2 separate regions of the Homo sapiens genome follow, and region 2 is linked to region 1. Evidence: chromatin contacts called from ENCODE Hi-C or POLR2A ChIA-PET data. All regions are on one chromosome and are shown on one strand. The core of a region is the stretch at or near the end of the contact, and the rest is flanking DNA. Distances in the headings are between cores, read along the strand shown.

Region 1 (3,511 bases), core at 493-2,992:
TTCAAGCAATTCTCCTGTCTCAGCCTCCAGAGTAGCTGGGACTACAGGCACATGCCACTATGCCTGGCTAATTTTTGTATTTTTAGTAGAGACAGGGTTTCACCATATTGGTCAGGCTGGTCTCGAACTCTTGATCTCAGGTGATCCACCTGCCTTGGCCTCCCAAAGTGTGAGATTACAGGCGTGAGCCACCATGCCCAGCTGATTATAGCAAAATTCTAAGTGATAGTTGTATTCTTGGAAAATGAATGGAACGACTTTTGTCCCAGCCAAGATCTAGTGGTGTGTTGGAGCAGATACACCCTGAGTCTCTGGGGCACTCTCAGTCTATGTATCAGATAAGCATAAGGAGTATTGGTGGAGAAGGACAAGAATGGGAAAGGTGGGCGATGAGAATTCCTGCAGATAAGGACTGGTGAGAGTATTCTCTTTTGAAACCCTTAGTCGACAATCTTTCTGGTGCATATCAGATAAGCTGAATGGTTTAGGAAATCTAGTGTTCACATTTAGTGCTTAGAATTCTAAGCTTTTTTATTTTGCTTAAACAAATGGAATGAAATTTATTAACAAGTGAACCTAGTAATGAGCTGAAATTATTCTCACCAGCATACATATTTTTGGTAAATTATAGACTTTGAAGACAAAATCATGGTGTTTCCCTTACTGTCCAGTGGATGGCACAAAGAGACCATTGTAGATCCTGCTGGTTCAGCGGTAGCTCTCAATCCATAGATATTAAATGGGCAAATTCTATTTTTATTGTCTTTCAAACTAGATTTTTCTCAATGCACAACTTTTTTTTTCTTTTTCTTTTTTTTTTTTGAGACGGAGTCTCGCTCTATTGCCAGGCTGGAGTGCAGTGACACGATCTCGGCTCACTGCAACCTCCGCCTCCCGGGTTCAAGTGATTCTCCTGCCTCAGCCTCCTGAGTAGCTGGGGACTACAGGCGCATGCCACCATGCCCAGCTAATTTTTTTGTAATATCAGTAGAGACAGGGTTTCACCATGTTGGCCAGGATGGTCTCGATCTCCTGACCACGTGATCCGCCCACCTTGGCCTTCCAAAGTGCTGGGATTACAGGCGTAAGCCACCGCGCTTGGCCAATTATGCACAACTTTTTAAGGACCATCTCTATCACATGAACTAAAGGATATCATTTTCACTTGGGGGTGGGAAGTGGTGAGCTGCTTAAAAGCAATGCCTAAACCCCCTGGGCTTTCCTTCCTTTCACTTGGAAGAACCAGGGGGTAACTAACTGCTAACAATTCCATGCTTTCAGAGATCTAGGCGCAAGCCTAAGGGCTTCATCTCATTTAATCCTCATGGCAAGACTGTACAGTATTATCTCCATTTTGTAAAATGAATGATAAAAAGAACTTAAGCACAGACAGGCTATAGAATCCATCCAAAGAGATGGAGCTGCACTTGAGGCTGGGTCTTTGAGACCTGAGTTTGAGCCCTTCATCATTGTGTTGTGTGTGCTGCTAACCAATTTCCCCTCTCTGTCTTCTAGGATTTAATACATGGTGTCACATTCTGTCTGATCCATCCCAGTAGCTCTCCAGAGCTCCCAACAGGAGAGAGTTCCAAAATGTTTCCAGGGGTACTAGGCTCGGTTACAATATTTTGCTTGGTGGCCCAGAGTATAAACGTGGATATCTTAGGCTGGTCTATAGCTGAAACGTCTATTTCATTTGCAAGCCTATCTTTGGCTAAGAGGAAGTGAATCATTCTTGAGAACATCTAATTAATTGCTTTCAGATTCCACATGTTGACATTCTCAGGGCACATTTTTTTTTTCCCGTGCATTTCTGTTGTCAAAGTCCCTGCCAGCTCCTAAGGCAGTCTGAGCTGGCTGTCTTAGACTTTCAGAGCTGCTGGAAGCTTGGGGGAGGGAGGGGCTGTAGGTCAAAGAAACTTTATAACCTAGCTTTACCTCCCAGCTCAGCCACCAGCTGCCCTCAAATGTTCTGGATTGGAATAAGCCCAAAGATGAGTGGCAGGAGGGAAGGGCAAGCCAATACGTCTAGTTTGGTTCAGTCAAAGCCTTGCCCATTTCATCAGAATTTTAATGGAAAATTTCCAATAAGATTAAAATATAAGGTCACCCCAATTTTAGTATGGCTCCATTTAAAAAAAATCATGCATATCTTTGTTTTGCAATGGGGCCTTACTCTTGCCCAGGAGAGGTGCGGTGGTACAATCATGGCTTACGGCAGCCTCAACCTCCTGAGCTCAAGCAATCCTTTCACCTTGGCCTGCCAAATAGCTAGGATTACAGACACCCACCACCATGCCCAGCTAATTTTTAAAAAAAATTTTTTGTAGGTCCAGTGCAGTGGCTCATGCCTGTAAATCTCAGCACTTTGGGAGGCCGAGGCAAGCGGATCACCTGAGGTCAGGAGTTTGAGACCAGCCTGGCCACAATGGTGAAACTGCCGTCTCTACTAAAAACACAAAAATTAGCGAGGTGTGGTGGTGGGCACCTGTAATCCCAGCTACTCGGGAGACTGAAGCAGGAGAATCAATTGAACCTGGGAGGTGGAGGTTGCAGTGAGCCAAGTTCGTGCCATTGCACTCCAGCCTGGGCAACAAGAGTGAAACTCCGTCTCAAAAGTTTTTGTGGAGATGGGGTCTTGCGATATTGCCCAGGCTGGTCTCAAGCTCCTGGATATCAAGTGATCCTCCTGCTTTGGCTTCCCAAAGTGTTGGGATTACAGGCATGAGCCACCACAACTGACCAAATCATGCATTTCTATAGACAACGTCTGCAAGAAGATATTAATGGTGATTATATCTGGTTATGTTGGATTTGTATTTTTATTTGTACTTTCCTGTATTTTCTAAATTCCTGACATTCTACATGTGTACTCCTTTAATAATCAGAAAAGGAAACTTAAAATAGTTAAAACCAATTGGTCAGATATGTAAAATAACCCACCATCTCTCCAGAGAGGGCTGTTTGCTAGAACTTATTTTCTTCATTGAAATACTAGAGTGCCCCAATAAGTTTGAATAACACAAAAAAAAAGATAATGAAAGTAACTAAATTATCTAGGCCCAAAAGGAAATGCCACAAAAATTGGCAAAGAAACAACCATGACGTGCTATACCGGATAGCTCCTAGGCCCCCTTGGAGACCCTGAGGTACCCGACGAGGGACCTGTAGTAAGGCTGGCAGACAGGTTCTTCCTCTGTTAGCTCTGAGGTACAACAGTTATTCTCATTTTTATGTCTTTCACATGGCCAGAACTTTGCAAATCAGAGGCAAAGTGAATTCAGAATTAAAAATTTTCAGCACCATCCAAGTCAGTAAAACAGTCTTAGCTTATAACCTTTATTTTTTTTATTATTTTATTATTTTTTTATTTTTGGATGGAGTCTTGCTCTGTTTCCAGGCTGGAGTGCAGTGGCATCATCTCAGCTCACTGCAACCTCCGCTTCCTGAGTCCAAGTGATTCTCCTGCCTCAGCCTCCCGAGTAGCTGGGACGACAGGCATGCGCCACCA
Region 2 (3,511 bases), core at 540-3,039, 120 kb after region 1:
AGGGCAGAATTTTCTGGGTCCAGGGAAATTCACCACAGGATACTTCCAAATCACCCTGTGGTGATCAGAGCCTGCCCTTCCCTCAGCATACAGTATTTCACCCTTCAGAATTTTCCAGAAGACATTTGAGATGTTAGAGGGAAGATGTGTGTAACAGGTCCAAATGGGTCTAGGGAGAAACGCCCATAAAGGCAACTGAGGAGGCCGGGCGCAGTGGGTCACGCCTGTAATCCCAGCACTTTGGGAAGCCAAGGCCGGCGGATCACAAGGTCAGGAGTTAGAGACCAGCCTGACCAACATGGTGAAACCCCATCTCTACTAAAAATACAAAAATTAGCCGGGTGTGGTGGAGGGTACCTGTAGTCCCAGCTACTTGGGAGGCTGAGACAGAAGAATCGCTTGAACCCAGGAGGCGGAGGTTGCAGTGAGCTGAGATTGTGCCACTGCACTCCAGCCTGGGCGGCAAGAGTGAAACTCCGTCTCAAAAAAAAGGGCAACTAAGGAGCAACCCGGATTCAGCCACCACATGGCTGGAAGGTCACTATTACAGAATTGAAAGGACAACAATAGTTTCTGACCACTGACTACTGACCACCAACCATATTGCAAGCTGACCACATGAAGTCCCTACCACACATCTAACTCATTTAATCTTCACAAGGTCTCTGTGAGGCAGGAATTATTACCTCTGCTTTACAGATGAGGGGGACCATATTCAGAAAGGCTACGAAACGTGACTAGGGTCATACAGCTGGTACTTGTTAGAGCCAAGATTTGAATCCATCCCTATCCGACTTCCAAAGCCTGTGTTCTTGTCACCTTCCAGCCCACCTGGCCTCTACACATGTGCTATGAAATCCTCCTGGTGCCTGCAAAGAAATTTATGGTGAAACCTCCAAATTGAAGCTTATTTTTTTAGTTTATATACCTCCCACTCAGGATAAATAGTCATCAAAATCTCCAAAGTAAAAAAGAAAGAGTGAGGGAAAAAATGGCTAAAATCTTCTGATCACAAGCCCATCTGGGATCTTTCAGATGCTGAAAATTCCAGAAGGCTGGATCGTCAAGTTTCAGCTTAGAAGTTGCAATCAGAAATCTTTATTGAAATAAGTTTATTTCCCCCCGAGGACTCTGCTGGTATAACAGATGAGAGATGAGAGTGCCTACTAGGGAAGAAAGTGGCGAGAAAGCGAGTGATGCTACTCTATCCGGGAATCTAGAACAAACCCACAGAGGATCCACAGGGATGGAGTGTGTGTATGGGGAGGTGGGCCAGATGAAACAAGAAAGGCAGAAAGCTAATGGTTGTTGAAATTGAATGATGGACACTTGGAGTTCATTGTGCCAGTCTATCTGCTTCTCTGTGTGTTTGAAAATTTCACACATGTACACAAAGCCATGACCCTCCAACAAGATGACATCCTTAGATGTTAATGGCCTGGGTTCCATGCCTTCTTAGACACAGCACCCTTATGGGGAGAGGTCAAGGCTGAAATCAGGTGGTTCCTCCACCCTGTCCTGGTCTGTTCCCTGCTGGCCCCTCAGCAAGGGTCTCAGTACGGCCCACAGTCAAAACCCTGCAGCAAGTTCTGCTTTTATAGAAGACCTTCTGTAAGTGGTTGAAACTACTGTTTTTCAGAATCAGGAAGGAGCATTCAAAAGACTGCTAAACCCTCAAACGAGAACAAGATAAAGAACAGGCTGAATCAGCATGCGACAGGAGCCTGGTTAGTGAGTTGACTGAGGTTACTTGTGAGAATGATGTCACTGTGTGGAATAAGGAAGCTGGCAACACCCCAGAGCCAGCGTGTGGCTGTGCTGGGAGGGAGCTGGCCCCTTAGTGCCGAGTAAAGGACAAACTCCAGGCAGATATTTGTCAGATTGTGGCCAGACACAGTCTTGTTCCTTTAACACTTTAAAGGACAAATGGAAAGATTAGCCAAGCCCTAATCATCTGAAGAAGCCATGTGTCTGAGAAGTCTGAGGGAAGATATATTGAAAACGATCTCAGTTACGATGAGACAGCTTTGTTTGATTTACGCAAAGGCAGAGACACAGGTGTACTACATCCTTCAGGAAGCAAGTTTAGAAATAAGATCTGCAAGTCATAGGATGTGACAGGTCTGCAAATCCTGCAAGTCACAGGTCATCCACAGTGGGCTAGTCTAGCTGCTTCAAGAATGTTGCCCACGAAAGGTGGGTCATGGGTTCACAGAGCATTCCTGTGTTCCATAACCACAGGTTTCATCCCTAACTCTGGTCAGCAACTTTTGAAGTATATACCAAGGACCACAAGTTCAAGGAAGTGGGCAGAAGAAAGAATGTGATGCAGTCATGCAGATCCATCGCCACTATTCAAGACACAGCCCAGAGCGCCTTCCAAGGGCTTTCTGTTCCACTGAGAATAAAATTCAAATCCTCACAAAAGATCTCAGGGTGCAACAGGACTACCTGGCCTCTGCTCATCTCTGTTCACTCATTTCCTCCTGGCCCACCTGCTCTAGCAATGTTCCTTGAACTCACCAAGCTCATTTCCACTTTAGGACCTTTGCACCTGCAGCTCGCTCTTGCTTTGATACTATTCCCTAAGTCTTTGCATGATTACACAGATCAAACAGATCTCAGACCAAAGGTCGTCTTCTCAGGCCTTTCCAGACCATTCTAGCTAAAGTAGCATCCCCAGTCACTTTCTATTATATCTTGTTTTCTTTTTTATATCACTTGTTACTATCTGATGTTATTATTTATTTGATTGCTTTTTAGTGAACTGTCTCTCTCCAGTAGAATGTAAGCTCCATGAGGGCAGATTCTGGACTGTCTGGCTCACCGCTGCACCCACGGAACCTAGGATAAGGAATACCTCTTGATGAATAAATAACCCTCTGGATAGGTCAGTAGCTACTTTCATATATATATGAAGGCATTTTTTTTGATGAGGCACTTTTTCTTAATATATGAATAAGCAAAAAAATATAGTATCTATATTCAGTAAAAAATTATTTTGAAAAAACTAAAATGATATAAGGTTGGGGCTGTCCTGGAGAATCTAAGGTATCTAGTCATCATATATATGAAATTCAACTTTTCCATTGTTTGATAAATGTTCCTGATGACTCATGTGTCTTTAGCACTAGTTTATCTGTCAAATGGTCACTGGTAAGAGAAAGAGCGCTCGCTGTGAAGGGATGGGATTCCTGAATGGGGATCTGGATACACAGCTGGGTTTGTGTGTTCATGCATGTGCACAAGCACCTGCAGCTCAGAATCTACAACCAACAGCTCTTAGAGTCAGTGTGGCCTTGGTATACTTTGTTTTGTATCCTTTAGGGGTGTGTGTCTCCAACTTTAACGTACAAGTCAATCACCTGGGGATCTTCTTAAAATGCAGATTCCAATTCCAGGGTGGGGTCTGAGATTTTATATTTCTAATTAGCGCTTACTCAGGTGACATCTGTGCTGCTGGCCAGAGGCTCACACTTTGGCAAATCTCTAGTACTGCAAAATTGCCGTC

What was found. A loop is a pair of places that touch in the nucleus more often than their neighbours do. ChIA-PET counts read pairs that join two places held with the same protein, here RNA polymerase II (POLR2A). Pooled maps may share reads with other maps.
Region 2: a loop to region 1 is called in a map of PC-9, with 6 times the contacts of the local background. The contact joins two enhancer-like sites. A Hi-C loop is called at or near these places in 2 of 168 maps with a recorded cell type or tissue (PC-9 and psoas muscle) and 4 of 50 pooled maps. POLR2A ChIA-PET finds 5 or more read pairs at or near these places in 5 of 52 experiments (K562, MCF 10A, Panc1 and 2 more).

Annotation. Positions count from the first base shown.
Region 1 is chr3:183,184,114-183,187,624 of GRCh38, forward strand. The region is part of intron 27 of MCF2L2 (MCF.2 cell line derived transforming sequence-like 2); the gene reads right to left. Among named protein-coding and RNA genes, the nearest start is that of LAMP3, 23 kb to the left of the region's middle. Within about 2 kb of position 1,743, at least 3 of the 41 ENCODE cell types and tissues checked have a DNase peak (open chromatin) inside an H3K27ac peak, as active enhancers do; they include PC-9, where a contact is called at or near this core.
Region 2 is chr3:183,305,367-183,308,877 of GRCh38, forward strand. All of the region lies in intron 10 of MCF2L2 (MCF.2 cell line derived transforming sequence-like 2), which reads right to left. Among named protein-coding and RNA genes, the nearest start is that of B3GNT5, 54 kb to the left of the region's middle. Within about 2 kb of position 1,790, at least 17 of the 41 ENCODE cell types and tissues checked have a DNase peak (open chromatin) inside an H3K27ac peak, as active enhancers do; they include PC-9, where a contact is called at or near this core.